Regions from separate parts of the Homo sapiens genome. Here region 1 is linked to region 2. A link is an interaction called in ENCODE POLR2A ChIA-PET data of the cell type or tissue named here. Cell type or tissue: HCT116. All regions are shown on one strand. Each heading gives the region's core, and the rest is flanking DNA. Links, peaks and the distances in the headings are about the cores only.

What was found. Peaks named below come from ENCODE experiments on the same cell type or tissue, not always from the same donor. Only the 100,000 strongest peaks of a DNase experiment are listed, where the experiment ranks them.
Region 1: POLR2A ChIA-PET joins it to region 2 with 7 read pairs; 2 of 35 experiments call an interaction of 5 or more read pairs at or near these places.

What each region holds. Positions count from the first base shown.
Region 1 is chr11:12,869,135-12,885,504 of GRCh38, reverse strand. TEAD1 (TEA domain transcription factor 1) reads right to left here. Exons shown (of 13, transcript NM_021961.6): 6 at 5,663-5,797; 7 at 4,454-4,500; 8 at 3,548-3,609; 9 at 2,380-2,504. Among named protein-coding and RNA genes, the nearest start is that of TEAD1-AS1, 46 kb to the left of the region's middle. RefSeq lists enhancers at 4,014-4,958, 8,776-9,276. In HCT116, for the core only: no CTCF peak of the experiment used is centred there; no DNase peak of the experiment used is centred there.
Region 2 is chr11:12,548,763-12,565,132 of GRCh38, reverse strand. No RefSeq gene overlaps it. Among named protein-coding and RNA genes, the nearest start is that of TEAD1, 120 kb to the left of the region's middle. RefSeq lists a silencer at 8,037-8,331. In HCT116, for the core only: no CTCF peak of the experiment used is centred there; a DNase peak (open chromatin) is centred at 8,193.

The sequences.
Region 1 (16,370 bases), core at 4,624-12,623, 320 kb before region 2:
AGCACTTCGGGAGGCCTAGGCGGGCAGATCACAAGGTCAGGAGATCGAGACCACCCTGGCTAACACGGTGAAACCCCGTCTCTACTAAAAATACAAAAAAAATTAGCCAGGCGTAGTGGCGGGCGCCTGTAGTCCCAGCTACTCGGGAGGCTGAGGCAGGAGAATGGCGTGAACCCGGGAGGCAGAGCTTGCAGTGAGTGGAGATCACACCACTGCACTCCAGCCTGGGCAACAGAGCGAGACGCTGTCTCAAAAAAAAAAAAAAAAAAAGACAATTCAAGAGACCCTCAAAACTGGGAGGTGATCTTTTACGATAGTGAAAAGGATACAATGAAATACAAGATTTGGGCTCCTGTTTCCTTCTGTTTAATCTTAAGTCACTTAGTATGTCTGGGCCTCAGTTTCTTTATCTGTAAAATGGGGAAAACAGAACCTATCATGGGGAAAACAGAACCTATCTGATGGGGCACTGTAAGGACAGAATGAAATACTCAACCACAAAGTACTCTGTAAACAACAAAGTGTCATGGAAACACCAGTTACAAGAGGCAGAAGCAGCATCTGGGCCAAAGCCCAGCCTTCAACCAAAGAACTATGTATGCTTCCCAGAAAGAACCAGCAGGACAGAGTCACGCAGGGCATCTTTCAGTTTGTCTTAATGCCTTCCACCTAGACGGATTTAACCCTCACCATCACTCTTCCTGTTAGCCACTCAGCTGCTTGGAAGGAGTCATCCAGTTGGCCTTTTCTTCTCTTTCCTGGTCTGAATAGCCCCATTTTCTTGTACCTGTCCTGATGGGCCCAATTTACATTCCTTCCCTCATTTTTCCCCCTAATTTGGAAGCAGCTCTATTTTTCCACCAGCTCCCAAAGTTCATGATTTGTGGACAAAGACATGAGTGGGCCACATGTGGGTTCTCCACTCTGGTGATGACTGGTCAAGCCCCTCTGCCCCACGGGAGGCCTTCCCTCAAGCTGAAGTGCAAACACTCCCGTGAGAGGTCACCTCCAATTGTTCAGCATCTCGGTTATCTACCACAGGCTCTTAGCTCATTCTTGACACTGTCTCCCGATAATAGAAATGACATTAAGGCAGGCAACACACAGACAGCATGGGACTTATGAGATGGGAAGGATGGGGTGAGATAGAGAACGTGGTGAGAGTTGGTGAGGATCTCAGAGACAAACTAAGGATTCCTTCAGTTTTTGCCTTGGGCTCACCCACACACAGATGCAACGCTCATACTCACAGCCAAGGAGTGGGTGTGAAGAAAGGGTACGGGGCTTGTTGGGTGGGAAAGAAGGGAGGATCACATATGTATGGGAAATGCCTGGCTGAGAAACAATGGGACGATGGGTACAAGATGGGGGTGGGGGAGGTAGGAAAGAAGAAAGTGACAAATAGAGTCCAGATGCCAATGTTACTGGTATTTATGATATTATAATGCACTGCACTCTATGGCAAACTGCTAAAGTGCCATTTTGTTACTTCTTCTTTTTTTTTTTTTTTTGAGACGGAGTCTCGCTCTGTCGCCAGGCTGGAGTGCAGTGGCGCGATCTTGGCTCACCGCAACCTCCGCCTCCTGGGTTCAACCAATTATCCTGCCTCAGCCTCCTGAGTAGCTGGGACTACATGTGCGTGGCCATGTATTTTTAGTAGAGACGGGGTTTCACCATGTTGGCCAAGATGGTCTTGATCTCCTGACCTCGTGATCCACCTGCCTCGGCCTCCCAAAGTGCTGGGATTACAGGCGTGAGCCACCATGCCTGGCCACTTCTTCTTAAGAAGTTGTTCTTAAGAAGAGAACAACTTGCTATCTTGAGAAAACAGAGTTGGAAAGAGAGTATGGAATAACAGCTAAATGATTAGGCTTTAGAGTTTTCAGGACCCGAGCTTGAATCTCTAATCCATCAGAGATTAACTGTGTGACTCTGGGAAAGTTACTTACGCTCTCTGTTTCCTCATTTGTCAGTTAGTACCTAGCTTCCTAGGGTTTTTATGAGGATGAATTGTGATCATATATCTAAATAACTCTGCATGGGACCAGGCATATGGCAAGGCTCAATAAATGTTACTTCTTGTTAAATTTTACAAAACATAAGAGCTTGTAAACGTCCCTCTCTCTGACTCAAGTATTCCCCACAGCACCTTGGGGTCCAGGACAGTAATACACCTCCTGCTCTGCTGTTTTCTACAAATCTGCCAATAGGAATCCCTTTTTACTTAATCAAAAGGCTATTCTTTCCTAGGCCCGTTTTCACACAGGATATTTGTCAGGCATGGGGCGGGGTAAAGGAGGAAAGAAAGAGAAGCAAGGAGGTAAACAGTAAAGGGAAAGAAATCCTGGATTCAAGACACACCTCTCTGGGCACACTCACCGAGTCTGGGTCTCGCTGCTGCTCGAGAAAAGCTGAAAATTCCACCAGGCGAAGCTTGGTTGTGCCAATGGAGCGACCTTGCCAGGCAGGGACTGAGGGAGCTGGGGCCGATGCAGGCTCAAACCCTGAAAGAGCAATCGTCACCTTTGATGCTGGTCACTCACCTCCCCTTGGGCCTCAGGCAAATACTGGAACAGGGCTCTACAGATGACCCAGAAGGAAATGCCAACAGCCCCCTCTCCACCGGCTCTGGCCAGGATAACTCAGACGACAGATGCTGGCAGAGGGCCCCAGTGATGGTAAACAGTCAAATAAGCACAAAGCATGTGTTCCTCATTAAGCCAACTTCAGCTAAGGTTAAGGGCTGCAGTATGAGGACATCTAATCCTGCACCAAGGGGTCTACTTGGGGACCAAGCCAAGAATGACAGGACAGTGAGAAGTGAATGCTTCCAAAGACTTCCTGTGAGACCCGAACATGCCATGCACTTCTTGTGTTTGCCCATCTTCCTTAAGACTGTGGTCACTAGCACTATAGAATATTCTCTCTGAATGCTCCGTAGCACTCGGGCACAGGGCAATACGTGAAAGCATTTTCAGTTTGGGGAATCCATAAGGGAGAGCAGTGACTTTTATACTGTACACCTCAAGTAGTGCAAAGGAGTAATTCTACACACACAGGTGGGGATGGGGGGTGCGCCTTGTGGGGAAGGAGACAGGTAGGCTAGACAGATTCATGTTTTCCACTTTGAGCTTCCATGTACTCTCTCCTTTAAAGAAAGGTAGCAGGACCGAAATCTACTTATCTAAGAAAGGGTGAATGAAACCCTATCTGGCCTTGAGACTTAGACTGCCTAATTTGGCCAGTTTATATTGAGGAAGATGCTGCAGCAACTTCGCCTTCTGAGGATAATCCAGCGTCTTCAGTGAAAGTGAGGAGGCTTCCTGTTTCTTAAACAAACCATCTGAAAAGCTCTTGGGAGATGACTGATGGGAATCGGGACCCTGTGGCCCTCCTGAGCTACAGGCTACCCAAGGATCCTGCAAGTCAGGGGCAATGTGCGGCTGTGGCAAAGTTGAGCATCTCTTGACTCTGGGAACAAAGTGCCAGACCCAGCTGTCAGCTGTGTGGGGCTGTGCTCCCAAAAAGGAGTTTCAGGGACACTCACCTGGAATGGGGGCTGTGACCGCTGGCTGGATGGGGTAGGCCTGCTGCACAAAAGGCTTGACGCTGGGAACAGAGAGATGGCAGACAGAGTTAAGAGATCGCATCTGCAGCAGGGGCTATTACCCAGGCCCCACCATGACCTCCCAGTGGGAGGTCCTTCACCGCTGTGGTCCCTGCCTGCAGGTGGTAGCACACCCCAGGCAGAGGCAGTTGTTCCATAAACTGAGAGGGACCAGCAGCCAGGTAGGGATCAAACCACCAAGCCTCATTCCAGTTCAATGGGATGTGCTGGAAAGACAGCCTGAATTCCTTGTGCTGTGGCATCTGCCTTTGAACCTCTGAGGTCAAGCAGTCACCACTTCTAGGCAAAGTGTGGGACATGCTTCAGGCTCTCCTTCTCTAGGCCAAACAATGCAAGTTTTTTTTTACAGCATATAGGCAAGGTTTCCTTTCTTTTATCCCGAAATAGCCCTTATTTCCAGTTTACTGATCTTTCTTCTCTTGCCCCCAAGGCATCAGTAGGATTTGTCTACTAGCCATCCTACTACAGGGCTGGCTAGAATGAAATGGGCTAGAGGATCACCTGTGCCGCCCTTTCTCAGGCAAGGAGGACCACAGCTCAGCCTTCAATACCATGAAGGAAGAGGGGTCCACTTCTTGCTTCCAGCTGGATGACTGCTAATACTTAAGGTGGGAATGGGGTGCTTCCACCTCTCCCAGATCCGAAAAGCCAGTCTCTTTCCTGCCAGGGGCCTAAGTACACAATAAAAAGGGGATGCCTTCTGGGACCTCAGTGTAATGCTCCTTTCTCCTCCAGGCCCTGAGACACTATGGTCCAGGAAGAGCTCTCCCCACGTGGGCTGGGACCAGCCCGTAGTTGTCAGTGCCCACCCCTCCTCAGACTTACTCTTGTGAGGATCCTGGCTGCCCTGTTTGAATCATTCCCGGCCAGAACTGGAAGGCAAAATGCAAAGGCCTCAGAATTACGAGTTTACTTCAAAGCACAGTTTAGGATGCCTACGCATCACAACCCCTGCTAAAAGACAGCAGGTTCGATCACCCAACAGAATCGCTTTCCCAGAGTGCAAATGCGGTCACCACTTGCACGAGACCACAACCTATATCCTTGGACTGGCAACCCAGAGCTCCCCTTAGCGCCTCCTTCCTGAAAATGCCCCCAAGGGCAGACGCAGGCAGCAGCTCCTGTTTTCCTTACACCTAAGCAAAGATCTGCGCGTGCTGCAGGGGGCTCACCAATATTTGAACTGACTGATTTATCCATGTACCCTCCCTTCATTCTGAAACATTCCCTGCATAATATTCTGCGTCAACAGCAGTGAAGACCCAGCAAGGCAGAGGACAAAGCTTGAACAAGGCCAGGAGCTCCAAGCGGCAATGCAGGCAGCTTCTCTGCAGCGAGCTTCCCTGCTGCGATTGGTGTGGGCTGGAAAGGGGGCATGACATAGAGGAGGGAAAGAGCAGCCTCAGGAGTCAAGCAACCCTGGGGCTGATTCTTGACATCACTATCCATTCCACTATGATCCCAGCTATCCAAACTCTTGTTTTGCTACTGAATAACCTCAGCTTTTTCATCTGCAAAATGGCAATGACAATAAGCAGCATTTAAGATTACCTGGAGGATTGAGATTATAACATAATGCTTCTCAGCCTTTGGTAGGTGTCAAAATGTAAATGTTAATAGAATACCTTGTCCCTTTAGGGGCTAGTTGCCCCTGAAGACAGAGGGACAGAGACCAAGGGCCAGGAAAAAGATAAAGAGAGAAGACGCCTGAGCCCAACCCAGAAAGGCACATTTAATTCCATGTCTTCAGGGACTCAGAATTCCTTCCTCTTCTGATTTTCTCCCTCTTCCTTTTCCTTTTTTCTTTTCTTCCTCTCCTCCTCCTTCTCCTCCCCCTCCCTTTCTCTCTAGCTCTCTGCCTCCCTTCCCTCCTTACTTTCACCACTTTAGACTCAGTTATCAGTTGACAAGGTAGCCTTTGCCCTCTCACATACCTGACCCACATGACAAGAAATGGAGGTGGGAGGCTTAACACTGGCACATGCCAACCCCAACCCCAGCAGCTGTCATTACTGGACTGAGCTCATGACTTACCCCCGGCGCCCCTGGGAAGGTCGGGCGTGGAATCCCAGGCAGCCCCAGCTTGTTATGAATGGCAGTGGCCGAGACGATCTGGGCTGAGGACATGGCCGCCATGTGCTGCAGGGCCTTATCCTTTGCAGTCTGATCCTTGAAGGTGACAGTGACACACCAACTTAATACATAACGCATGGCTACCAGGCAGGTTACACAGGCACAGCCACGAGCACATGGACTAAAATACAGAGCCACAAAATAGGCCAAAAAAAGCAAACATGCATGGATAAATAACACAGCCAGAAGGCTAAACCACACTCAACCTACCGTACCTCTCAACATTTACTGGGAAGACCCAATGGGGCAAGGCTTTTTTTAGGGATTAAATCCATTTTCCAACAGAATGTGAAGCCTCTCAGAAGAGTGGACAACGTATTTATTTAGCTTGTCAGCTTCCAGAAGATTTCTCCAATTACTTAAAACATTTAAGGAAGAAAAAAAAATAAAGGCCCTGCTTTTAAGCAAACGGATGGGAGGAGGAGTGAGAGAAGAGATGTAGCTGTGGACTGGGGTAGGACCGTCCACAGAGCTCGAGGAGCCCTATCTGTGTGTCCTGACTGTCACAGGGCCATGGTCCCAGGAGCTGCTGGGGTCATGCAAGGCCTGGAAGCCCTGCAGACACCTGGCTGGAGAGGCTCAGAAGCAGCGGGGGTTGGGGGTAACAGGGCCAAGCAGCATGCTGGCGGGGTGCATGCTTTCTCAGGTATCCCCGCCGTGGGGCTAAGGCTACGTGGGTTCGTACTGAAGCCAGGAGCCTAGGGGATGCTACAGGTACGTGGTTTCTCCTTTTCCTGAACGGGTCTTTTCTAGGAAAGCCAAGGCTAACAACACAAAGCTAGCCAAAAAAGTCTGCCAAGCACAGCTAAAATACAGAATACTCAGTTTGGTGAAAATACTTACCATGCTTGTTACCTGGATACAATAATAAACAATTTGTTAAAAGGATTGCATAAAAAGGGATTTTTTTTCTTCTTTGGTTAAAAAAAAAACATATATATATGTGTATATATACATATGTATATATGTACACAAACATATAATACTTGGGAACAATAAAATGCATAGGGGTGTGGGCCTTTTCACATTTTAGGAAGAAAAGGTGATCCAGATGGCTATCTAGAAAGGCAATGATTGAGAAGGGCACCCAACAACAGCAACAATAAAAAACTACCCCTCAACTCCTTTGCACTGGTTCTGTGGCTTCCCCAGGACAGACAGAGAAATAGCCTCCTGGTATGAGACAGGCCCGGTGGGCACAGGCAGGGCTTTGAGCCTCGTAGGCATATAAAGGCTACCGGTGCCAATAGAGGGTCTATATTCCAGGCCCAAATGCCATCAAAGCAAAAACAAAATGGTGACATCAAAATAAAAAGAGTGCTTTCCACCTCCAGGGAACGTCAAAGGGAGCTTCAGGCTAAGACACCAAGTACCAGCAGAGAGGGTGCTTCAATGCTTACTGATATAACCAAAGGTGATGAAAAAAACACATCAAGGCATCAAAAGCAAGGCCAAAGGAGTTTTTAAAAAATCAAAGCTCATGAACAACTGCTAAGGGCTTCTAAGAAAGATGTGCTAGGTGTTCCCAGGGTGTAGATACTACTTTGCCCTATAACTGTCAGGAAGACAATGTGAATTTCCAAAAAGCTTACATTAACCTTTGAAAAAGAGCCAATAAAGAAAAAGGGAAAGGGGAAGACCAGGTGTGGCTGCTCACACCTATAATCCCAGCACTTTGTGAGGCTGAGGTGGGAGGATTACTTGGGCCCAGGAGTTCAAGACCAGCCTGGGTTACATAGAGAGACCCTGTCTCCACACACACACACACAAAAAAAAAAATTAGCCAGGTGTGGTGGTGTACTTCTGTGGTTCCAGCTACTCAAGAGCCTGAGGTGGGAGGACTGTTTGAACCTGGGAGGTCAAGGCTGCAATGAGCTGTGTTCATCAAGCCACTGCACTCAAGCCTGGGCAGTAGAGCAAGACTCCATCAGAAAAAAAAAGAATGAAGGAGAAAAGGAAGGAAGAAAGGGAGGGTGGGAGGGAGAAAAGGGGAAGGAGGAAGGGAGGAAAAAAGGAAAGGGAGGGGAGGGGGGAAAAAGAAAACGGAGCCTAACACTTCCATTAATTTCTTCTTTTTTTTTTTTGAGATGGAGTTTCACTCTTGTTGCCCGGGCTGGAGTGCAGTGGCATGATCTCAGCTCATTGCAACCTCCGCTTCCCAGGTTCAAGTGATTCTCCTACCTCAGCCTCCTGAGTAGCTGGGATTACAGGCATATGCCACCATGCCCGGCTAATTTTTGTATTTGTCTTTTTAGTAGAGATGGGGTTTCACCATGTTGGCCAGGCTGGTCTCGAACTCCCGACCTCAGATGATCCACCCGCCTTGGCCTCCCAAAGTGCTGGGATTACAGGCGTAAGCCACCACGCCCAGCCACATTAATTTTTATGTCTTATATATTACTCTGGCTGTGACTGAAAAACTAAGGAGCCTCAAGTAACAGCTTTTCATGGATGCTCAAGGTCATTATGAACATCTGTAATGACACCTCCCGTGGCCGAGTGACACTCCAAGGGCCCTAGAAGCTGGCAGGATTCCTGGGCCTCAAAAGAACGGCCAGAGTGACTCAGAATGATCCTTTTGCTGCTGTTATCTCCTTCTTATCAGATGGCAGTTCTTCGACTTGGGGCTCCATTTGCTAATCTGTCAAATGTTCTAACCTAAAGCTAGCTTCCTCAACTAACCTTTTTTTTAAGATTTGAAACATGTCAGATACTGAGGATGCCAGAAAGAGGGCAAATCTTGAAGTGTATGGGATTTTATGATAAACTGACAAACTGGGCCCACACATGCAGACCTCAGTGCCAGGCAATCTACTGTTGGCTATTCTGTGGCTTTACCTGCTCCTCGCTTGTCCATCCCCTCAGAGGGTAGCCCATGAACAGAAACCATGGCCCTAGTCACACCAACTCCATTCCCCATCAACATCACCCTGACATCAATACGAATCCATTGGTTTCTCTTAGACCAGTCACTTTGGACTCCAGCCCCCAAGCCACTCAACCTCTACCAAGGGGGTTATAAATGCTCTCAAGGCAGATTTCTGAAACTGAGGTAATGGCTCAGGTATGACCACAGGTGCCTTCCTCAGCACAGAACAAGCCTTACAACTTCTCTGGGGCCCAGGCTAGGGGGATTGGAAAATGGCAGCACAGACGTCTTGCCTGCCTGACTGACACATCTGAGCAATAGCTACAAAAGAACTTGAGGGCTTGGCTCCATTCCAGAAGAACATCGTGGATCCTCTCACAGACCCGAAGAGTTCCACGTATTTGAAATTCTGCAGACAGAGGCACTTCTGCTTGCCCAAATACAGAATCTGTTTGTGCACACTTGGGTGGGGTGACTCATGAATTCTAAGTCCAGGTCCAAATGAGTTCCCTGCATCTCCACATCCCGCTTTATTGAGTTGCTTGAAATTTGCTAGGCTTATTAAAAATCATTTGAAATCTTCAAACAAGTTTGATATTCTTTTTTGAAACGGAAATCAGTCAGTGTGGAAAAGGAGAAAAGCACCTATCTTTGCTGTTTATGTCACACAGCTTCAGAACATGATCTTTTTCTTCTGTTAAAGTAAGGTTTGACTCTCTCATTACCCAGCATTCTACCAGGTACCTAAATGAAAACAGGAGTTCAAGAGCAGGAGAGCAAATCAATTGCTTTTATGACACCAACTTGCTCCAAGACTATAAAAGGTGTACCCACTGGGGTGTCCGGAGACCTGGCTTCAAACCTGTCCCTGCCTGACATTAATGAGCTGCATTATGTGGATCAAGTCATTTAATGACTTCGAAGTTTCTTTATTTATAAAATTAAAAGTTGCACATTACTGCCTAATGTCCTTCTGGGTTTAAAGGTATTTGTAGCTATGAGGGTAAATTCCATTATAAACAGATACTTTTCAATGCATATAGTCAAGGAAACTACTAGTGAGAAGACAGCAGGATGTTAAAATTTGGGCAGCTTTGGTCTGCTGTCCTAATAGAAAGCTAAGTGTAGAAAGGAAATTTCATCTCAAGTAGAGGTTCTTTCTGCACTTGACCTACCTATTTGAGAATAGGCAATTTTCTGCAAATGGACTAAAATGTCTATACCAGTGATTTCCTACCTTTTGTGGTCGAGCTACTCTGACTACTCATTTAATTTTTATAACATCTCCCCTTTATCTACAATATATATTGAAAATTAAAAGGATTAAAATGTTTTTGTTTAAAATCTAATGTGACCCTGGAAATAATAAGCACCACCAGGGATATCTTGAAATCAGAACCAAGGGTCTGCCTACAGACCCACTTATCCTGAAACGGGAATTTGAAAGAATGCCAAGCTAAGAGATTTCAATGGAAGGACCTCTAAATTGTCATTTGCAGCCCAGAGATACCTGCCTGGCTTTGAAAAAATAACTCTAAGTGTCAGACCTGAGTGAACTGCTCCTCTGTGTCACTCTGGTTTAATATCCCAGACTTTAAAGCATTCGACTCTATCCTCACTACTCATCCTCACTCTAAAGGGGAGGAGGCTAATCTATCCAAACAAGCGAAGCTAGGTAAATTCAAACACATGCTACATTTGTACACCACACTAATTTTAAGATGTCTTCACACCAACATTTCTGAGATGTGGATGAGATTTACAAAGGTGAGCACATTGTTTGATGCTGAAAAACTGTTAGGTTAATACGGAATTATGCTCTGTGAAGTCTTAGGTTACAGGAAATATTCTGAGTGTGTATGTGTGCGTGCGTGTGCATATGAGCAAGAATAAGAAAATTGCATCCTAGAAAAATGTTTGGACAAGTTCACACTGACTACTTATTGCTGATTTTCCGTCCCTCTATCCCTAAGATTACAAAGAATGAGGACATAAAAAGCCAAATGTTTTGGGGAGTGGGGAAAGAAAAGGGAAATCTCCCTTTTCCAACTGAACCCCAACCCAAGCCCATGACCTGCAATGCAGAAAACACTCATGGAGCAGGAACTATGGGTGGTCTATGGACTTTTGATGGGAAAGAGGATGGGTTCTAAGAACAAACGGTCCAACTGACCTGAGACTCGGGATGCCTGTCTCATCATCTACCCTACTTTTATCATTAACCAATTTCCAACACACCACACTCAATGGTCTCGCTGCCTCTGCTACATGGTCCAGCAGGCTGTGTCATGCATAAACTCCTCAGCCTGAAGCCTTACAAATTGTTATTGTTCTAAGTAAAAACAGGCTTTCATATTTCATGAAGGAGAGCAAGGCTACTGCTGCTATAGCTCTCTGTTCTGCTGATTGCCTCCTTTTTATGGTTGAAATGGACACAATGTTTGGAAAATATCTACATGTAATATACATGACAGGAGGACAGCAATATCACAAATGCACATGGCTGGAGTGGTGTACTCTTAAAACTCAAGGACATCTCACGGATCAGTCTGGATATCAGAGGAGTCTTGTTCCCTTCTCTTCCTTCTGCTTCTCAGCTTTTGATTATTCTGCAAAATCAATTATCTCATATTCTATAGGTATTACCATGAACAAACTTTAAAGATAACATAAAAAGGTTACATGCTTGCATATACAATATATGATAGCTGCCATATATGGAATTTTAATGAACAGCATAATCAATATATTCCAAACAGTTTATTCATGGGCCATGATTTCAGAATTTAAAGATAGGATTCCAATGTAATTTATTCATATAGAAGTCCATCAAATACGTCAGAAAAAATAGTAAAGTCAAAAAAACGACCATGGATTCAAAAACTCTTGATAGTTATTAAATGGTTTTTCTTCAAATATGCTTTAACCAGCAATATAGTGCAAGGGAGGAAAGACAGCAATTTGCTTGCACAATCACTTTTTCAGAAAAAGACAAAACACAAAATACTTTCCTAAGAAGTAATCTTGCAGATGTTCTTTCTAATCTTGCACTATGTGGCTCCACATGACCTCTGCAATTATTAGCCATACCCCTTGAGCAGATAAACATCACAGAACTATATTATGGTTTTGGAAAAAGGATGGAGGGCACTTGATTTTTTTTCTAGCTATGATCTCTAATTTGCTTATCATTAGAAAAGGCAGGAGTAAATACAAAAGGAGACTACTTCAGTCAGGTAACAGCTAACGCAGAGGACAGAAGGCACATTCATGCTTCTCCTGACTCGCTGCCTAATAAGCAGCAATTAATTCATTTTATTGTATTTCCAAATGCCAAAGACTCCATTCACATCCAAGGAAAAATTTTCAAGGCTTTTACCATTGTTCATTTTTAAATATACTCAGCTATATTTGGTATTTTATAATTGTCAACATCGTTTCCTTTAACTCTGATGTGGGGCTTCACATCATAAAGGATTGTAGATGAGGACTACAGACGAGCAAACTCATAGGTGTGCCTCATGACTCTCTCCCAGGAAGCCTGGGATTTAGGACAGCTTCCTGCCGGATCCAGGTGTCTGGGAGAAGGCACCCTTCTGACCTCAGCCCCCTTTTCTCTAAGAGGTGACAGCAAGGGGCCAGAGGAACCTAAACTGGCTCCAGGCTCAAGTTAAGCTCCAGAGTGAGTCCTTCTTCTATTTCTTTCAAACATAAAGACACAATGAAGAGGGCTCAGTGGAGGGAGACAATGCAAAGCATTCCAAGTCAGGAAAATGAACCTCATCCTGGACCAGTACTCTTTGGGAAGGCAGAAGAACATCCTGCAAAGAGCTTGGCTTGTGGCACCAGATATCCCTGGATTAACTTCAGACTTGTGACTCTAAGCAAGCCAGTTAGCCATTCCACGCCTCTGTGTCCTAATTTATAAATCAAAGATAAAAACACTTTTGTTCAGGACTGCTTCAAGTACTTAGTATGGTGCTTGCAGCCTTGGCCCTGGGTGAGCTTGCAGTCTACGGGGGCCAGGTAATGGACTGGCTTTCCAAGCTGGATTCTGCTCGGGACCTGAAATACTCAGGAGCCCTTGTCCTCACTAGATAACCTTTTGGATAGATGTCATTCTAGGGCATTATCTAAGTTGGAGGCCAATTAACAATGGGATTTCGCTATGAAGAGATAAAAATGTAGAATGATGAGACTGTTTCTGTTGCCCTTATAAAGAAAATCCAGACCTGGCTCAGTTCACACAGAATTATCTTTATCTACATATTCAGTGCCCTGGCTCCCATCATTAATTTCTCCATCACCACACTGTTGGCAAGTGGTTCCAACTGAAGCCTGAGAAATTGTCTCCAATCTTAGTTTTCGTTCAGTTAAATTAAAAACAAGGTAATAAAAATATCTTTGAGGAGAAAGCGTATATGTCATAAATGCAAAAGAACTCCCCCTGAAGATTGGGAAATGCCAGGAAAGATTATATCATTTCCCAAATCCCGTGACAAGGCCAAGTGTCTTGGTGTGGACACAGACAAAGGAGGTTGTTGCTCAGGCTTTCCTTGCCTCCTGCACTGCTAACAGCCAAGTCCTGAAGGAGCAGAGTGGCTCAGGGGGCTTCACGGAGCAACACAGAGTGAAGTGAAGTACGTCTACCTTCCCTGTGGACAGGCCCATTCCTGGATGGAATCAGTGATGATACAAACATGATTCAGCAGTGTGGACTTTAGCAATGCCCCAGTGAAGTTCTTGAACTCAAAAGAATTAAATCAACAATTTGAACTTTAAGCTCTCTGCCTATTGGAAGGAACAGCAGTTTGGAAAGAATGGCCTGTTCAGAAATCAAATCATAAAGGCCACCAGGGCGAGAACAAGAAAATGGCCCCGGGGGAGCACATGTAGCTCATAAATTAGTCACCGGCGACTGGACATAATCAGAGGGGCTCAGGTCTCTTTCTGCTCTACTGGGATGATGCAATGTCAGCAAGTACAGGTTTTTCTTCAATACACATCCAGAGCCTGACGTGAATACATCTACTGCCTAAGATGTATTCCTGCCGAGCGGAGGGCACGGCGAAGACTTCCTTTCCTCTTAGTTTTGTCCCGAGTCATACACTCACCTAAACACACTCGAGAAGTGAACCAGAGGTGGCTTGGCCCATCTTCATGGGAAGATGGAGATGGCCCACAGTGTGGTGGTGCTTCCCAGACCTTGGCTGTGGCTACCGTGAGCTTCTGAAAACAGCAAGAAAGGACTGCCTTTTTGCTGCTAATGGGGAAAGAAGGACTCTGAGCAGGGTCTGAACAACTTCTTAGGGCAACTGAACATACAGGCAAAGAGACTCCTGCATGGAACTCTACAAAGAAACTCTGAGTAGGAAAAAGACTGCTTAACACATGGAGAATGCTTCTGCATTCTTTCTACATGCTGGGATAATAAATCCCTGGAGCTTAAAAAAACAGTTAATGACTTTTTCATGAATTAATGGTAAGTGAAACAATTCGAAGTAGAGAATAATTTCTAAGGCTGTGAGCTAATCCTCAGACATGCTGCTGCTTCTCACTACTCCACTGGAGACGCCAATAGGGGCTAAACTAAGGGAAAGGGTGAGATGGAAGACAACAGGTAAAGCTGGTGTTGGTGACACTGCTGTCGCTGCAGCTGGTGACACAAGGTCCAAGGGAGACCTCTAACTCAGCATCCTCAGGATTTTTAAATGGATATTCCATAGGCCTAGAAGCCTCTTTCACACTGCAACTGCATGGATTCATCTTCTACTTTAGAAGTAGACTCAGGCCCAGCTACAGGCTGTGGGTCATCTATAAAACCTACCCCCTTGAGAGCAGTGGGTCAAAAGGGTTTTGTCTGAGTAGGAGACAAACACATAGCACTCCCATCACTAAGAAACAACTCCTTCAAAGCTAAGCTCTCTTCTAGGCCTGCAGTTTGTACTCTAGCTTCTGTCCTAGACATTTTTTCTTTTTCTTTTTTTTGGAGACAGAGTCTCGCTCTGTTGCCCAGGCTGGGGTACAGCAGTACAATCTCGGCTCACTGCAACCTCCACCTCCCAAGTTCAAGCAACCCTCCTGCCCCAGCCTCCCAAGTAGCTATAACTGCCGGTGCACACTGCCATACCTGGCTAATTTTTTGTATTTTAGTAGAGACGGGGTTTCACCGTGTTGCCCAGGCTGGTCTCTAACTCCTGAGCTCAGGCAATCTGCCCATCTCGGCCTCCCGAAGTGCTAGGATTACAGGCGTGAGCCACCGTGCCCAGCCTTGTCCTAGATATTTTGAAAATGCCCCAACCCCGGGGGGGGCGGGGGAGAAAATCCCCACAACTCTGAATGTATAAATTTAATTTCCAAAATCACTGTGCTCTGGCCACAAATGCCTTTTTTTTTTTCTTTTTTCCATCTTACCGAGCTCTTGAATCTCAGCTTCAGTCTACTGACGCTTTGTCTCTACTCTCCCAGCTTCTCTGCTCCTGGTTCACTGTCTCCTCGCATTATTCCCTTTCTAGTTCAACCATCCCCTATATGTCCTGAACCTCGTATCTCTCCTCTGCAGTCAGGGTCTGTATCCAAGGTCACCAAATTGTTGGCCGAGTCTATCTTAAGCTGCTAAAAATTCCAGAGGAAAAGTCTCATGTTGGTGCCAATGGCTATTGCACAAATTCATGGTAGATAATTGGGCAAAAATCGGCTGGGCGCAGTGGCTCATGTCTGTAATCCCAGCACTTTGGGAGGCTGAGGCAGGCGCATCACTTGAGGTCAGGAGTTCGAGACCAGCCTGGCCAACATGGTGAAACCCCGTCTCTATTAAAAATACAAAAATTAGCTGAGTGTCGTGATGAGCGCCTGTAATCCCAGCTACTTGGGAGGCTGAGGCAGGAGAATCGCTTGAACCCGGGAGGCGGAGGTTGCAATGAGCCGAGATGGCGCCACTGCACTCCCGCCCGGGCGACAAAGCAAGACTCTGTCTCAAAAAAAAAAGAAAAAGAAAAAGACAATGGGCAAAAATCTAGGAGCAAAATGAGAAGAGAGAGCTTTCACTGGATTTGATTTTCTAAGGGAAGTAAGTGGCAAGAAAATACATTGTGGGTGGTAGGAAAGAAAGGAAGATTAATTTTGGTTGAAGACGGAGGGTGGGTAGAGGAAAAAGTACAGAATAATGTTTGCCACTTGATTTTTCATTAAAAAAAACTTATATAATGAAAATGATCAATTCCAGATAGTATAAACATGAGTGTTTAATATATTTTCTGTACTGTTTAAATTTTGCAACAAAAACTTCATAATTTTGATGCACACTCCTAGTCAATTACCATTACTTTAAGAGAACCCAATTTTAATAAGTTGATTTTTAAATGCTGCTATTGAAAATCTTTCTGAAAAGTTCTGGCACACAACACTTTTCAGACTTCATAAGGACAGAACTTATAATTTATTCTTTAAACACAATGAGTAGGAAAGACTACAGAGCAGGCAGAGAGCACCAAAGCAGGGAGCCAGCCAAGGATGAGTGCTAAGTGCCACGGAGCAGCCCCAGGGGGTGTGGGTTGGCCCCTGGTCCCAGCCTGTGACTCTCTTCCCCACTCTTAAAGCAGCCCAGGAATTAGCCTCCCTGACTCCAGCTTGGCCTCCCTCTTATTAGCTATCCTGCAAAACCTGGCTGGCGAGGTCTTTCCAGAGGGTAAATTTGAATGAACCCCATGTATGCCCCTAGGCCCACAGATGAATCCCTTC
Region 2 (16,370 bases), core at 3,979-11,978:
CTATTGTATATTTCCAAATAGCTAGAAGAGAATAATTCAGATGCTCCTAGTATAAAGGAAAGATAAATATTTAAGGTGATAAATGTCTCAATTACCCTGACTTGATCTTTACACATTATATGAATGTATCAAAATAGCATATGTACCCTGAAAATATTTACATCTATTATGTATCAATAAATAATTTTAAAATTGAAATACGTTTCACAGAAAAAGGCTATATGTGTTTGAATTCTGATAATTATTGCCAATTTATCATCTATAGGGATGGCACCAATTAAAACTCCTGATAGAAATGTATGAAAGGAACTGGGCACGGTGGGTCATGCCTGTAATCCCAGTACTTTGGGAGGCTGAGGCAGGCAGATCACCTGAGGCTGGGAGTTCAAGACCAGCCTGGCCAACATGGTGAAACACCATCTCTATTAAAAATACAAAAGTTAGCCGGGCGTGATGGCGGGTGCCTGTAATCCCAGCTACTTGGGAGGCTGAGGTGGGAGAATCGCTTGAACCCCGGGAGGCAGAGGTTGCAGTGAGCCAAGAGCACGCCATTGCACTCCAGCCTGGGCGACAGAGCAAGACTCCACCTCAAAAAAAAAAAAAAAAAAAAATATATATATATATGAAAGAATATACTACTTCATATCAGCATTATTACATCATTCTGAAATCTTTTGGATTTCTGCCATTATAACTGAGAAATAATACCTAAATATAGCTTTAGTCTGCATTACTCTTATTAAGAATAAAGTTGAGCCTTTTATATATGTTTTGTGAACTGTTTATGTATTCTGTGAATTCATCATATCTTTAGTTCAGTTTTTCTACTAGGTTTTTTGTGTGTTTCTTGTCTATGTCCAGGACATTTAACATTCTAGGGAGATTATCCCTCTGCTGTCACACAAATTGCAAATATTTTCCTGACTCATCATTTATCTTTTGCCATTTTAATTATTTGATAAGTTAGATTTGACCTTGGTTGTAGTACTTTTTTTTGCCTTGAAAACATTTTTTTGTTTTTGTTTTTTTACTGCAGTCAAATTTAACTATCTTTATTTGTGGCCTTTGGATTTTATGTTTTAATTCAAGTTCTACCCTCATTCCAAGGTCATGAAAGTTCTCCACTATTTTCTCTACTACTTTATGGTCATTTTGTTTCGCACTTAAAGATTTGATCTTTTGTAATTTATTCTAGTATATAGTGTGAAATTTGGGTCTAACTACAGTCTGTTCTCATTATTCACAGATTCTGTATTTATGAATTCACCTACTTGCTAAAATGTATTTATAACCCCAGAATCTATACTCATGGTATTTTTGCAGTCATTCTTGATACAAGCAGTGGCAACAAATTTCAGTTGTGTGACATGTGAGTGTTCCTAGCTGAGGTCGAACAAGTGATGCACTGCCTTCTCTAGTACTATAAGCAAGTGGGCTCCTTCCAGCCTATTTAGTATGACATTTTCACATTTTTGTGCTGTTTGTTGGTGCCTAATTATAGTGCTGAAGTGTTATCTAGTATTCCCAACTGCCTTACAGAGCAAATATATGTGTTAGATTAGCTTTGTTCAGGCATGAGTTCCAGTGCTGTTGGCCATGAGTTCATTGTTAATGAATCAACAATATATATTAACTAAGGTGTCATTAACAGAAACACATAAACAAGGTTATGGATTAATCAGTTGATAAAAAATGTTGTGACCGGAGGCTTGAAGAAACTGGACCCAGCATTTCCACTAGCAGCAATGATTCAGTATTCACTAATTCATGTTTGCAGCATCTTTATAGAACTACTGCTAATCATGAGAATCAACTGTATATATTTTTTCACGATAACTACATAGCTCCTCTAATACAATCACTTGAATGGTCTATCTCTCACCACTGATTTGAGGTGTCACTTCAAAGTCACCAAAGTGAGAGGATCGCTTAAGCCCAGGAATTCAAGACCAGCCTGTGCAATATAGCGAGACCTTGTCTCTACAAAGAATTTAAAAGTTAGCCAGGTGTGGTGGCCACCTGTAGTCCTAGATACTTGGGGGGCCAAGGTAGGAGCATCTTTTGAGCCCAGGAGGTTGGAGGCTGCAGTGATGGTGCCACTGCACTCCAGCCTGGGTGACAGAGAGAGACCCTGTCTCAAATAATAATAAGAAGAATTTTTAAAAATCTGCTAATCTTAGTTCCCTCCACATTTGTCTTTTTAAGAGTTTTCCTGGATATTTTTGCTTTTTTCTTTCACACAAACTTCAGAATTACCTTGTTTAGTCCTAAAAAACTTATTGGTATTTTTATGGAGTTAATACAGAAATAAACTCAGGGACAACTGGCATCCTTTTGAGTCTTCCTACTCAGGAATGTGGTTTGTCTTGCCACTGAGGCAAGTCATCTTTTGTATCCTTCAGGAGAATTAAAAAGTTCTCTTCACATAGACCTTCAAATTTCTTTGTTTAATAATATCGTTACTTCAGCTGCTGCTATTTCTATGAGATTATCCATCTTATCGAAGTCTGCAGGACATCTACGGAGGATGAAAAAACCATGTTCTGAACCTAGTTGATATATTTAAAGACTATCTTCACATGAAAATTTAAGGTGGGAGAAACAAACAATTGTTATATAGAGTAGAAGGAATGAGATGGGGAGATTAATGAAAGTGTAGGAAAGGCTTGATGTGTCATCCTGTTTATTTCATCCAACACTTTGAGTTCTTTACAACGTATCAGCAGTATTCTAAGTCCTTTACAATTATTCATTTAGTTTTACAACAACCCTATAGGATGGGTACATTATCATTGCCACCTTGACTTTATAAATAAGGAAACTGAGGTTGACCGAGGCTTGAAGTTGCACAGCTGGTTCCTTGAGGGAGCTGGAATTCAGACCCAGCAGATTGGATTCAGGGGCCATGCTCTTAACCACATATGTTATATCGAGGAACAGTTAGGACAGTAGTTGAAGAGAGTGCAGCGGGTCCTTGAATAATGTCATTTCTTTCAACTCATTTCCTTATAATGTTGATGAGAAAAAAAAATTACTCTCTTGCTGGGACCACTGTCTGTATGGGGTTTACACATTCTCCACATATATGTATGAGGTTTTTCTGGGAACTCTGGTTTCCTCCCACATCCCAGAATTGTGCCTGTTAGGTGAACCGGCATGTCTAAATGATCCCGGTTTTAAGAATGTGTGTGTGAGTGAGCTCTGTGATGGGAATGATGTCCCCTCCAGGGCTGGCTCCTGTCTTCCACCCTAAGCTGCTGGGATAGGCTCTGGCCACCTGTGACCCTGAACTGCAATAAATGGGTTAGAAAAGGAATGAATAAATGAATACCAATTATTGTCAAATAAATATTCGTCAAGCCTACCATAATCATACAAATGCATAACAATAAACAATGCAGCACAAAAAAAGCTCTGCGAGCCTGCCATATTTGTGATTGTTGGTTTCGAACTATGTGGTGGGAGGAGGTGTTCCTGACAATTTTTGCTTTGCAAGCATTTATTTCTTGATTTAACTCATCACCACTATGACCACCATCATTAGCTGATTTACCAAAAATTGGGTAAACAATTACCTTGTTTTTATTAACCTTTCTTAATGTATATGTAGCTCACACTTATTTCAATGTTTAATATTAGAAGTGTTTGGGTCTTTGTTTAGAAGTTTAGTAATGTTTTGGGGACCACAAATATGCTCTAGGAACTTACCTCTTGTTTATATGTGGTAAAAGTGGTTTTGTTACATGTTGTTTCACTTAAACTTGCAGTTTCCAAAAACCTATTGATGATGTTAAGTGAGGACTTACTGTATTATGGCCCTAAGTATTCAAACATCAATGCATGAAAATTTGGTAACTTGCAGAACAGATCTGAGATTATTGTTTATTACTTGAGAAGTTTTATAGTGTTATTGGCACTGTGGAGACCAGAACTGGGTTGGAATATGGTGACAGAAGAGTCACCTTTATGTAAAGAGAGAAAGGGCAAGGGCAGCAGACCACATGGCCTTGAGTGAGACCAAAGGATGCATCCTGACCCAGCTGACGGAAAGGACACAGATGGTGCACACAGCCGTGATGGGAGGCTATTTCTCTGGATCCTTTCCCAAAACCTCAGACCTCTGCCAACAGCAGGATGATTGACAAGCAGCTTTGTAAGTGATTTCACCTCTGGGAACCCTCAGAAGCAACCTGAAGAAATTCAGCCTTGTTTCTTATCCTGATCAATAAAGAAAGATTAGCTGGTTTAATAGGATTGGGAGGAAGCCATATTATACATAGCTGTAAAGCTATAAAAATGATTTGGTCAAGTGACCCCATCATCTCATTTCATTAGAAACGAGAATAGTCAGATGACTACCCTAGAATTCAGGATGAGAGATTCTAAATAGGTGAAAAATAACATAGGTATGATTCTATAGGTTGAAACTGTGGAAAGGAAAAAAATATAGAAAGGTTAAGAAGAGGTGAGGGAGATAACTGACATTAATTATGGCCGACTGTGTTCCTGGTGCTTTACATAAATGTCATGGCACAGGACTAGACAATTAGGACAATGAAGCTTGATAGAAAGTCTAGAAATAGACTCTTACGTTTATGGGAATGTAAAATGCGATAAGCATAGCACATCAAAGAATAGTGATGAGAACACTTGGTCTCCATTTAAAAAGTTAGAGCCCAAGTTACATATCCAGACAGGTTCCAGATGGAATATGGAGTTTAACATAAAAATAAAATGTTAGAAGGAAAAATAGAATACTTTATCATTGTGGGTGAAAAAGGACACAAAATTCAGAAGCCATGTGTCGAAACTGATGAATTTGACTGTATCAAATTCTTTTAACTTTTGAATGACTATATCAAAGAAACCGAGATAAAACTTTTGTCACATTTATAATAATGTTCAGTGTTCCAAAAAAATAATTAAAAGACAACCCAAAAGAAAAATAATGAGCAAGGAAAATGAGCTGGCAACTCACAGGAAAAATACAAATGGCCAAGAATCAATGGAAAAAAAGCTCAATGTCCCAGTTAACCAGGAGATACAAATTAAGTGAACAATAAAATAATTTTTTACCTATGTTTTTAAATTATTTAAAAGCTGATAACATATGTTATTGGCAAGGGTGTTTCAGAAGCTGGTGCTGTCAAATACGAATAGGGTGAATTTGAATTGATGTAGCATTTTTTTGGATTGAAATGTTCTTTCCTTCTAACATAGTAAGTCAGTTTCATGATACTCATCCAGATAAAGGAGCACAGTGGTAAGAACCTGGACTTATGAGCACGGTTGCTTGCTTGTTGAATCCTGCTTGTTAACTTATTCCCTGTTGCTGCAAGTTATTTAGCCTCTTTCTTAGCTTTGTCATCTGAAAAGTGTGAATGATCATAGCTCCGACCTCAGATGGCTGTTGTGAATACTTAAAAAGTGACTACATGTAAAGTACTTAGATTAACAACTGTAACATAGTAAACACTCAATGAGAATTATTGTGGTCATAGAAACACAATGGAGCTAGGATGTTCACAACAGCATTATTTATAAAGATTAAAAAGAAGTAAGTAACCAAAATGATTACTTTAATGGGGAAAAGTTAAATATTATTGAAGACCATATAGGCATTAGAAGAATTAAAGAGACTGGTCATTGATTAGCTGAGCCTTTCTTTATTGAGTTCCTATAATGTGACAGGCCCTATCCTGGCACTGGAGATACCGTGGTAGATAGAACAAAATCCTTTATCGAAAAGCAAAATACTCCAAGAAATGTTAAGAAGGCAGTTGCAAAACAGTGTTCTTGGAATGAGTCTATGAATGACAAAAACGAATAGCTTTACCCAAAACTATGGACATGTGAAATGCCAAGACAAATATTTGAAAGGATACTCAACATACTACTGTACCTCATGTTACCTTTTAACGTTTCCAAAACTGGAATGTGTCTTACAAGTGATGGCATCTAAGATTGGATAAAGTATGGCATTAGCAAAGGTTATCTTGGAGGTAGGATTGATGATTGGGTAAGGATGATAAGGGACTTTTTACTTTATTATTCTTTAGTTACACTTGGACTTCCAACTAAGGCACTTCTGTATTTACTTCTTATTATGTGAAACTTTGCTATGAGAAATATGTATATGACTGACTTGTGTAAGAAGGCAACAACAGCTAACCCCTTCGGGCTTTGTGGAGGAGGGAGGTCCAGACCAGATATGGACAGTTGCAGTCCCACCCTGATGCCCAGGTAGACAACTTGACCATACAAACCTTGCCTACCTTGGCCTGTGGACCTTCCTATGCTGTGGTAGCCAATGTTCTTTCAGTTACAAGTAACAGAAACCCACTTGTATTAGCTTAATTTTAAAAAGGGTGTGTGTGTGGGGGGGATTTATTATAAGAACAAATGAGTATTGCAGAATCCAGGGGCTGATCCTGTGACCAGGCCTGAGCAAGGATGCCCTCCGGAACCAGGCTTGGGGTCTTTCAGCCTCTGTCTGGCCCTGTGTGATGTCTCTCTCTGTTTCTGTTCACCTGGTTAGTTCATTCCTCTCCTCTCTCTGCAGAGGGAGTTTCAGACTCTTTCTCCACAGGACAGAAGGTGGCCACCCCATGGCTGCCAGATTACATCTTTTCAGTTCAAGTGGCCAACAGGTACAACTAGCATATCTGGATCCCAAATCTGAACTCCTGCGAGACAGAATCTGATTTGGTCTGTTTGGGTCGGTCAACATCCACTAGTGATCAATCTGTCAGGGTCAGGGAGTAGGGCGTACATACAGATATTGCTGCCAGGAGCTACTTTTGTGGCCAAAGGAACGCAGCTACTGAGGAAGGTGAATTATGGGCCAGGCAGATGACTTCAACTGAATAGCTGCGAAATGTCATTCCCATGATATCTTATTCCCTTTATTCTTTTCGCTCTGGTCCTAAGGGTGTCTAGGATTTTGGTGCCTTGCAGGACCAATAAAACCAAGATCCCCTTTTCTTCCCTAAGAAACTACTCTTTCTCCCCAAAACGATCCCTTCCTTATAGCCTTCTCAGCCTAGCTTGCTGGCCTTGGGAGAGACTGCTAGTTTTGCCTTCAAGGGCAATTTATTAGGCAGGGCTTCGCTAACAAAACATGTGACTTGCTGGTTTATCTTTGCCTTTGTAGATGGAATGGAAATGTATCTCTTTTTTTGCAAAAACTTAGGGATGTGATGAAACAGAGAACTCCATAGCTTCAAATGGCTCTATTTCCTCCATAGTCTAGTGTAATGGCGCTAGAGAAAGCAGTCTTCATAGCCAGAATCACCACAGGGAATGCTTCTAAAATGCCTATGACTCCCATGTACCATAGTCACCTTAGTGAGAAGGTAAAACAGAACTCAGGGCTCCCTTCTCTCAGTAGGAAGCATTTCTCAGCATGACTAGCACAAAAGATGTTTGGGGGAGACCCAGAGGCCTCTGGTTGGTTGGACAACTCTAGGCTTGAGCTTCTTTTTTTAATGTGGTGACAAAAAACTTAGGAACTGCTCTTTGGGGGAAAATATGTGAGGATCGTGGTTTCTAATTTTAAATGAAAAGTCCACCTTCCACCATATCACCATCATTGTTGATCAGATGTAGCCTTTTCTAAAAGCTGGAGGGAGTTGTAATGCAGAATTCGAGTGAGCTCACCTGGTCCCTAGAGGGCATTTTAAAGGACACAAGGGAAATAGTTGAAGAAAATGAAAATGTCATTGGGTTCAAGCCCTCTTTCATGGGGAAGGACAAAGACAGGGATGGGGAAGGTAAAAGGAAGAAGGGGGTGAGCCAAATTCTTCAAGGTAATTTCCTTGAGTATGGGAGAAAAAGGAACGAGTATAAAGATCAGCTGAAGAAATGGAACTCCTTGTTGAGCTTCTTTTAATGGCTCACATCCACAGTAGTCCTGGAGGTGGCCTGTACGATTCAAGGCCTTGGCAGCAGTAAGAAAGAACAGGGCAGTGCCGAGTCCTGCCTCTATCATTGATTTGAGCAAGGGCAGGGTCTTTGCCGGTGTTCTGCAGAGCATCCTTGGGCCAAAGAGGCTCCATGCATTTTTTCGGGACTTTGGATTGTTTGCAGTTTGCCCCATAACTCCCACACATTTGCTTCTTCATGTCCCAAAGCTCTGGCTGCTGCAGCATTCCCATAGGAATGTGGATGCCTGCCAAGCGACCTCATGTGCATTCCATTCATCTCCTTGGCTGGGAGGCAGCAGGGAAGCAAATTGGCTGGTTGCTTAACTGTTTGGGTCCCAAATTCACCCTGAAAGGAATCACCAAGGTTGTTGGACTTTTCCAATAATCATGAAGAAAAAACAGAAGATAAAACAAAAGAGATATTTATTTATTCATATGATCCCATCTGGAAAACAGCTATTTTCAAGTGTAGCTTAATGAAAATCACATCCTTTGGTTTGTTTGAAATCATCTTCCACCAGAAAGGCATTTTGAAGCAATGAGGCTTTGTGAGGTGTGATTCAAAACAATGTGAGTAGTTTTTTTTAAGCAATCACACCAAACTGTAGCTACTCAAATTCAGGTTGTTGCCTTCCAAGTAATCTCAGTGGGCTGTGACCCTGCAATTCCAAGATGCTCCAACCTGTGTAAAATTCCTTTAAGGAAATTACTACACTCTTGCTCTGTTTTGCTTTTTGTTTATCATTCAGTCAGCACATATGGGACACCTCCTGTGTGCCAAGCACTCTGTAAAGCTCTGGGGATAGAGTAATGGGGGAGGCACAGTCTTATTGAATGTTTGACCATGCGAAGCCCCCAGGGGCCAGTGGAAAAAGTTAGTCTGACCTGGATTTGAATCCTGGTTTAGCCTCGTGCAGATTGTGTAATCTCAGGCAACTTTCCTAAACTCTTTGAGTCACAGTGCCCCATTTCTAAAAGGAAGACGGTAAAATCTACTTGATGGGATGTCTTTGAGGAGAAAATCAGAGGAAAATATGTAGTAAGCAGCCTTAGCACAGAAGCTGATATAGAGTAATTGCTCAGAAAATGAGAGCACTTATGATTTTAATTGTTTGAATTACATAGCTAGTTCAACTGTCTTTTTTTTGGACTAGATAGACTCTTACTCTTCGAAAAATTAATCATCCTGTGCATGAGAAATATGCACAAGGTACCAAATTCAAAGTATACAAAAATTAGATGATGACAAGAATATCTTCTCCCTGTCCTTACTCCTTGCCATTAGTTCTCCTCACTAGAAAGAATACAAGCAAGTTCTTGTATATTTCCAGATTTAACTGTATTTCTCAGAGATCGGTCCATAGCAACACTTAGTGCTCATTCTTTTTTTTCTTTTTTCAGCGAATTGAGGTATAATTGACAAATAATGTTGTATATATTTAAAGGGAACAATGTGATGATTTGACATACGTATATATTGTAAAATGATTACCAGAATCAAGTTAGTTAATGCATCATCATCTCACATAGTTACCATTTGTGCGTATGTGGTAAGAACACTTATGGACTACTCTACTTGCAAATTTCAAGTGTACAATACAATAGTATAAACTGTAGTCACCATGTTGTATGTTACACCTCCACAATGTATTCGTCTTATAACTGAAAGTTTGTACTCTTTGACCAACATCTCCCCATTTCCCCCACCCCCCCAGCCTTTGGCAACCATCCTTCTACTCTGTTTGTATGAGTTTGACCTTTTCAGATTTCACATATAAGTGGAATCATACAATATTTGCCTTTCTGTTTCTGGCTTATTTCACTTAACATAATGCCCTCCAGGTTAATCCACACTGTCAGGAATGGCAGAATTTTTTTCTTCTTTATGGCCGGATAATATTTCATTGTCTATATATACCACTTTTTCTTTATCCATTTGTTTCCATGTCTTGGCAATTTGAATAATGCTGCAACGAACATAGGAGTGCAGAGAGACACTGATCTAACTTCGTTCAGATATATACCCAGAAGTGGAATTGCTGGATCACATGGTAGTTCTAGTTTTAGTTTTTTGAGGAACCTCCATATTGTTTTCCATAATGGCTGTACTAATTTACATTCCCTCCCACTGTATACAAGGATTCCTCTTCCTCCACATCCTCAACAACACTTACTTCATCTTTTTGATAATAGCCATCCTAACAGGTGTGAGGTGACATCTCACTGTAGTTTTGACTTGCATGTCCCTGATGATTAGTGATACTGAGTACTTTTTCATGTACCTGTTAGCCATTTGTATGTCTCCTTTGGAAAAGTATCAATTCAAGTTCTTTGTAACACTTTTTAGAAGAGATTATTTGGGATTTCTTTGCTATTGAGTTGCATGAATATCTTGTATATTTTAGGTATTTACCCCTTATCAGATATATGACTTGAAAATATTTTTTGCTCATTCCATAGGTTGCCTTTTCATTTTGTTGTTTCCTTTGCTGTGCAGAAATTTTTTTGTTTGATGTAGTCCCACTTATTTGTTTTTGCTTTTGTTGCCTTTACTTTTGGTGTCATACGTAAAAATATCGTTACTAAGGCCAGTGTCAAGAAGCTTTTTCTCTGTTCTTTTTTATTTTTTCTAGGAGTTTTATGATTTCAGGTCTTATATTTAAGTCTTTAATCCATTTTGAGTTAATTTTTGTGCTGGTGTAAGATAAAGATTCTATTTCTTTCTCTTTTTTTGCATATCAATATCTAGCTTTCCTAACTTTATTTATGGAGGAGACTTTCCTTTCCCTATTTTGTAATCTTGGTGCCCTCATCAAATAATAGTTGACCATATATGCATGCGTTTCTAGTCTCTCTATTCTGTTCCATTAGTCTGTGTCTGCTTTTATGCCAGAACCACACTGTTTTGATTACTATAGCTTTGTTATACAGTTTAAAATCAGGAAGTATGATGCTTCTGATTTTATTCTTCTTTCTTAAGATTACTTTGGTTATTTGGGGTCTTTTGTGGTTCTATGTGAGTATTGTTTTTTTTTTTCTATTTCTGTAAACAACACCATTGGAATTTTGATAAGGACTGCTTTGAATCTATAAATCACTTTGGGTAGTTGATCATTCTTAACTGCCTCATACTTTTTAAATGATTATGTGGTAGTCCATTGACTGAATGTGTCATAATTGATTTAGCCACTTCCCTATCAATAAACATTTAAGTTTTTTCTAATCTTTCACCATGACAACAATAAAGCAAAGCCCATTCTTGTGCTTAGCTTTGACTACTTCTAGTCAAAGAATGGCAAACTAAAGAAATACAACAGGCTTCTTAAGGCAGCTCCTGGCAATGTCACTGGAATTGGGTGACTGCTTGAAGCAGAAAATGCTGATCTGATTGGATACATTCTGAATGTTTTCTCAAAAAACATCTCATTATTCTATTCCTGGAATATTGATACCACCCTCAAATGCTACTTATTTGAAAAGTGAGCCAGGCACAGTGGCTCATTCCTATGATCCCAGCACTTTGAGAGTCGAAGGCAGGAGGATCACTTGAGGTCAGGAGTTCAAGACCAGCTTGGGTACATACTGAGACCCTGTCTCTACCAAAAAAAAAAAAAAAAAAGAAAGAAAAAAAGAAAAAAATGCAGAATCTATGTAATAATAATACAGAATGGTGACATTTTAGTCCAGACAGAACTGCCATGAAACCCCTCCAGGACGTATAATACATAGACAAATCTTTCTTTCGCTGGCAGAAAAGAGTCAAGGATGCAGAGATTTCAGACAGCCACTCTAGAAGCAGCTGTTAAGAAGATTCCCACTCTAATTTGCTGCCACAGCTTGAAACAGTGAAATGTATTAAAATGTGCCACATCAGTTAACATGGGTTCAGTTAGATGGAGGTTGCCAGTTTGGAAGGAGGGCAAATGTTCCTTGGTGGCCATCTTTGCTGATGCCCAGGACTGCACAGGCTGTGTGTGGAGCTCAATCAGAGAGAACTTATACATGAGGTTCTGGCACAATCCAGGTACAAATAAGACCCAGGGATTAGCTTTCCTGGATGAATAATTATTTCTGAATCATGGGAAAGGCACACGTGGAAAGGAGGCAGGGGGATGGAAGATGGAAGTCTTTCTAAGAAGTCTCCGCTGTCAGAGGCACCAGTCCTCAAATGAGCTCCATGCAAATGAAAACCGGTCCCAACAGCATCTTGAGCCAAAGAAAATTCTTGGTTGGGGTTGAAAAAAATGCCAGATAAATAGTTTCTTCTTGCTTCTCAGCAGGGCCCAGCTATCACTGCAATCCAGATCTGGCCTCTAAGCAGTTCTGGCAGGTTTAGCTTGGACCAGCTGCTGTGATGAAATTGCAATAATTCCAGGTTTCCCTCAAATCTGGACTGAGCCAAAGGCAGTCTAGGCTTCTAGCAACCGCTGACTTCATTGCCTTCTTTCCTGTCCCTCTTCAACTTTCAAGCTTCTGGTTTTTAAATTTTAACTTAGATACGGGTGATAGAGGAAACCTGTTCAGTGCAACCCAGAAGTCTGGAAAATGTTTATTTCAGGTCAATTTAAGAAACCTATATTGAGTACTTAGTGAGTCTATTTAGGTGAGCTGCGTGGTATAACTACTGGCTAACATGGATTGTGTATCCAGTGATACGCCAGGCTTTGTTACAAGCTTCCTACACAGAAGATCTCATTTAATCAACCAACAGCCTATGAGGTAGGAATGATTATCCCTGTATACAAAAGAGATACGTTTAGTCTCTTACCTTAAAACAAACAGCTGGCAAATGGAAGTATCTGGATCTGAACCCAGTGTAGCCTGAATCTCAGGCCTCTACTTGTGCTCGCTATGACACTGGCCATAAGCAAATGAGTCCTTAATTAGAGGTGAGTAAAAGAGACTCGGACAAGAAAAACTAAAGTGAACAAAGGCAGAAAACTGAGACCCACGTGGGAGAAAGTAGAAGTAGGCAGATAAAGAGTGTGGAAAAAACAGTAGAGGCTAGATTCATGCTCATTCTGAGCCCAACCTCTGAAGACCTTGTGGGTCCTGGAAGCCTAGTGGGGAGGTTTCCCCAGAAATCACTTATTTATAAAGAACTTCCAGCCATTAACACAAAGACTGAAGTATTCTGAGAAGTTGTCCAAAACTCTTTGCTCCCAAGAGAAAGGAGAAATCTCTCTGGGTGCGTTCAACATGGAAGTTTTAATGTACTCTAAGAGGTTCAAGATTTCAGACACTAAGTCCCAGGGCACTAAGAGACTTGCAGTGTGACGCATTGAAGTTTAGGGAGGAATGTTTATTGTATTTCTTCTAATTAAAACAGGCTTTCTAGACCAGATGGGTGGCTCACTGCCCCTACTCCTGACCCCTGCCCCATTATGGGCACCCAGGAGAATGGAAGTAGATCTGTTTCTAGAGAATAAAGCATCTTTAACCCAGAAAGGGAAAAGAACTCTGGGCAGAGTACACCTCAGCAACATCCAGCAGTCTGTGTTGGTGAAGAACAGGGGTATGGGTTCATAGTGGAGCCATGGGATCCAGAACCACATGGCATGTCCAGAAGCACACTTTTGAGCAAAGCTGGCCAACAAGTGTCTTCCATTTTTGCCTGTGGCATCTGAGACCGTGTTCTTCGGCTCATCCCGAGGCAGAGGCCCAGAGATACCAGAGGCTGGTGGTAACAAAGGGCTGATATTCAAAATGGTGGAAATGATTCCAGGAATGATTCACCAATGGTTCTGACCTGAGGAAGACTTATCAAAAAAGTAAAGAGGGCTGGGTGTGGTGGCTCACGCCTGTAATCCCAGCACTTTGGGAGGCCAAGGTGGGCGGATCATGAGGTCAGGAGATCAAGACCATCCTGGCTAACACGGTGAAACCCGTCTTTACTAAAAAAATACAAAAAATTAGCCGGGTGTGGTGGCAGGCGCCTGTAGTCCCAGCTACTCGGGAGGCTGAGGCAGAAGAATGGCATGAATCTGGGAGGCAGAGCTTGTAGTGAGCCGAGATTGTGCCACTGCATTCCAGCCTGGGCCACAGAGCAAGACTCTGCATCAAAAAAAAAAAAAAAAAGTAAAGAGAGAAGCAGCATCCCACACCCTCTTCCCTGACTGTGGGTTCTCCCTGGCAGCAGATTCCATCAGGGAAGGGGAGACACTTTTGTTGTTGTTGTTGTTGAGATGGAGTCTTGCTCTGTCACCCAGGCTGGAGTGCAGTGGCACGATCTCGGCTCACTGCAAACTCTGCCTCCCGGATTCACACCATTCTCCTGCCTCAGCCTCCCAAGTAGCTGGGACTACAGGTGCCCGCCACCAAGCCCAGCTAATTTTTTTGTATTTGTAGTAGAGATGGGGTCTCACTGTGTGAGCCAGGATAGTCTCGATCTCCTGACCTCGTGATCTGCCCACCTCGGCCTCCCAAAGTGCTGGGATTACAGGTGTGAGTCACCACGCCCGGCCAACATTTTAATCTGTGAATTATTGTATTGGGAACTTAATGCGTGAGGCATTCTAATAGCCAAGAACCAGCAGAAAATGATGCAGCTGCCCAACTTTGCATCTCAGGTAGGGGAGGGGGAGCCCCCACTGAATAGAGTAAAAAGTACAATGAGAGACAGACAAATATTGGTCTTTTCACAGTAACTTTTGAGACCTACATATCCACATACTGGCTTCATGTTATATGTTTTTTATTTATACTCTGGAACATTTAGTAGGATAAGGGACATGTAGAATGTGATTCACAGGAAAGTGGTGGGCCCTGAGCAAGGACCTGAGTGTGTTTTTGGTCTGAAACTGAGTTACATGATTTGGGGCAAGTAACGGTCTAGCTTTGTCACCCAGGCTGGGGCGCAGTGGTGCAAAGACAGTTCACTTCAGTCTCAAACTTCTGGGCTCAAGTGATCCTTCCACCTCAGCTCCCCAAGTACCTGGGACTGCAGGCATGCACCACCATGCCTTGCTAATTTTTGTATCTTTTTTAGACACAGGGTTTCGCCATGTTTCCCAGGCTGGCCTTGAACTCCTGAGCTCAAGCGATCTGCCCACCTCGGCCTCCCAAATGCTGGGATTGCAGGCATGAGCCAATGCACCTCAGTTTCTTGTCTGCCAAATGGAGTGAAAATAATTATCCTGAATCTTGATATGAATGTTATATATTTCCAAAATCCCAAGCACATTATGTGTGCTAATTAAATGCTAGTTACTACAGTAATAAGGAGAAAAATGTAGACCAAAACATATAAAAATAATCAAAAAGTACCAGATTGTAAGCTCAAGGGCAGAGACTCTGTCTCATTTATCTTTGCACCCCTAGCACACTACAGATTCTTGGCATATAGTAGGCAGCCCCTTGAATGTTTTTTGCATTAAACTGAGCTGATTTGTTGAGTATCACCTATGTGTAGAAATTGTTTCAGTGCTGCTTAGTCTATCAGATAAGCATTTGAGTTATTTAATTCTTCTGAAGATTAGTTTATTTGTAAGACAGAGAAAATGCATCTACTGAGACCAGAGATAATTGGTTAGCTCCCTCAAAACAGTTTTCCCTATTTTCCTTATTGACAGACCCCAATTGTATTCAGTAATCCTATGTCTCCTGTCTCTGTCTCCGGGTAAATCTTCATTCTTTCAGATGAAGCATCCTGATGACCTCATTGCCTTTGCCTGTGATTAGTTTAGGGGTGGCCATGAGGCTCTGTCCTGGCCAAGGAGACATAAGAGGATGTCACTGAAGGCTGCCAAGAAAGGTCTTGTTGCGTCAAAGAAGCGGAAGAATACACATGAGGAGAAATAGCCCCCAAAACAGTCTTCTCTTTTCCACTGGCTATTGTTTGATTGCCTGTGATGGCTGGAACTGAGCAGCCATCTTGAGCCCACGTGGAGAACCACACCAATCTCCTGAGGATGGCGGAGCTGAAAGCTGGGAGAACCTGGGTCCTTGATAGCATCTGAGCCACTGATCTAATCAGCCCTGAGATTCTTGTTACGTAGATGAATTTTCCTTATGGTTTAGGTCAGTTAAGTCAGAGAAAGCAACCTAGATGAGATACTCCTTCATGAGGTTCTTAAATTTGGTTCCCCTCATCTCCCCTTCTGGAAGACCATCTGCCAGGAATATTGCAGGAGGGATTCCTGCCTTGTGTGGGAAACATGGTGGCTCCTTTCAAACTTTGAAATTCTCTGCTTCTGTGTTATTCACAAAGCAACTCTGAAAAGCCATTAGTTGGAGCTTCTTAGGAGAATGAAAGGCAGCATGGAGCCCTGGGAAGCATGCAGGATGTGGAGACAGAAATCCTGAGCTTCATCCTGGAGATTCCATTTTCAGCTCTGCAGCTTGGTCAAATCACATAAGCTCTCATGGCCTCAGTTGTCTTACCTGTAAAATGAGGATAAAAGTAGTCCCTACCTCAGCATAAGGATTAAATGAGAAAGTGTTGAC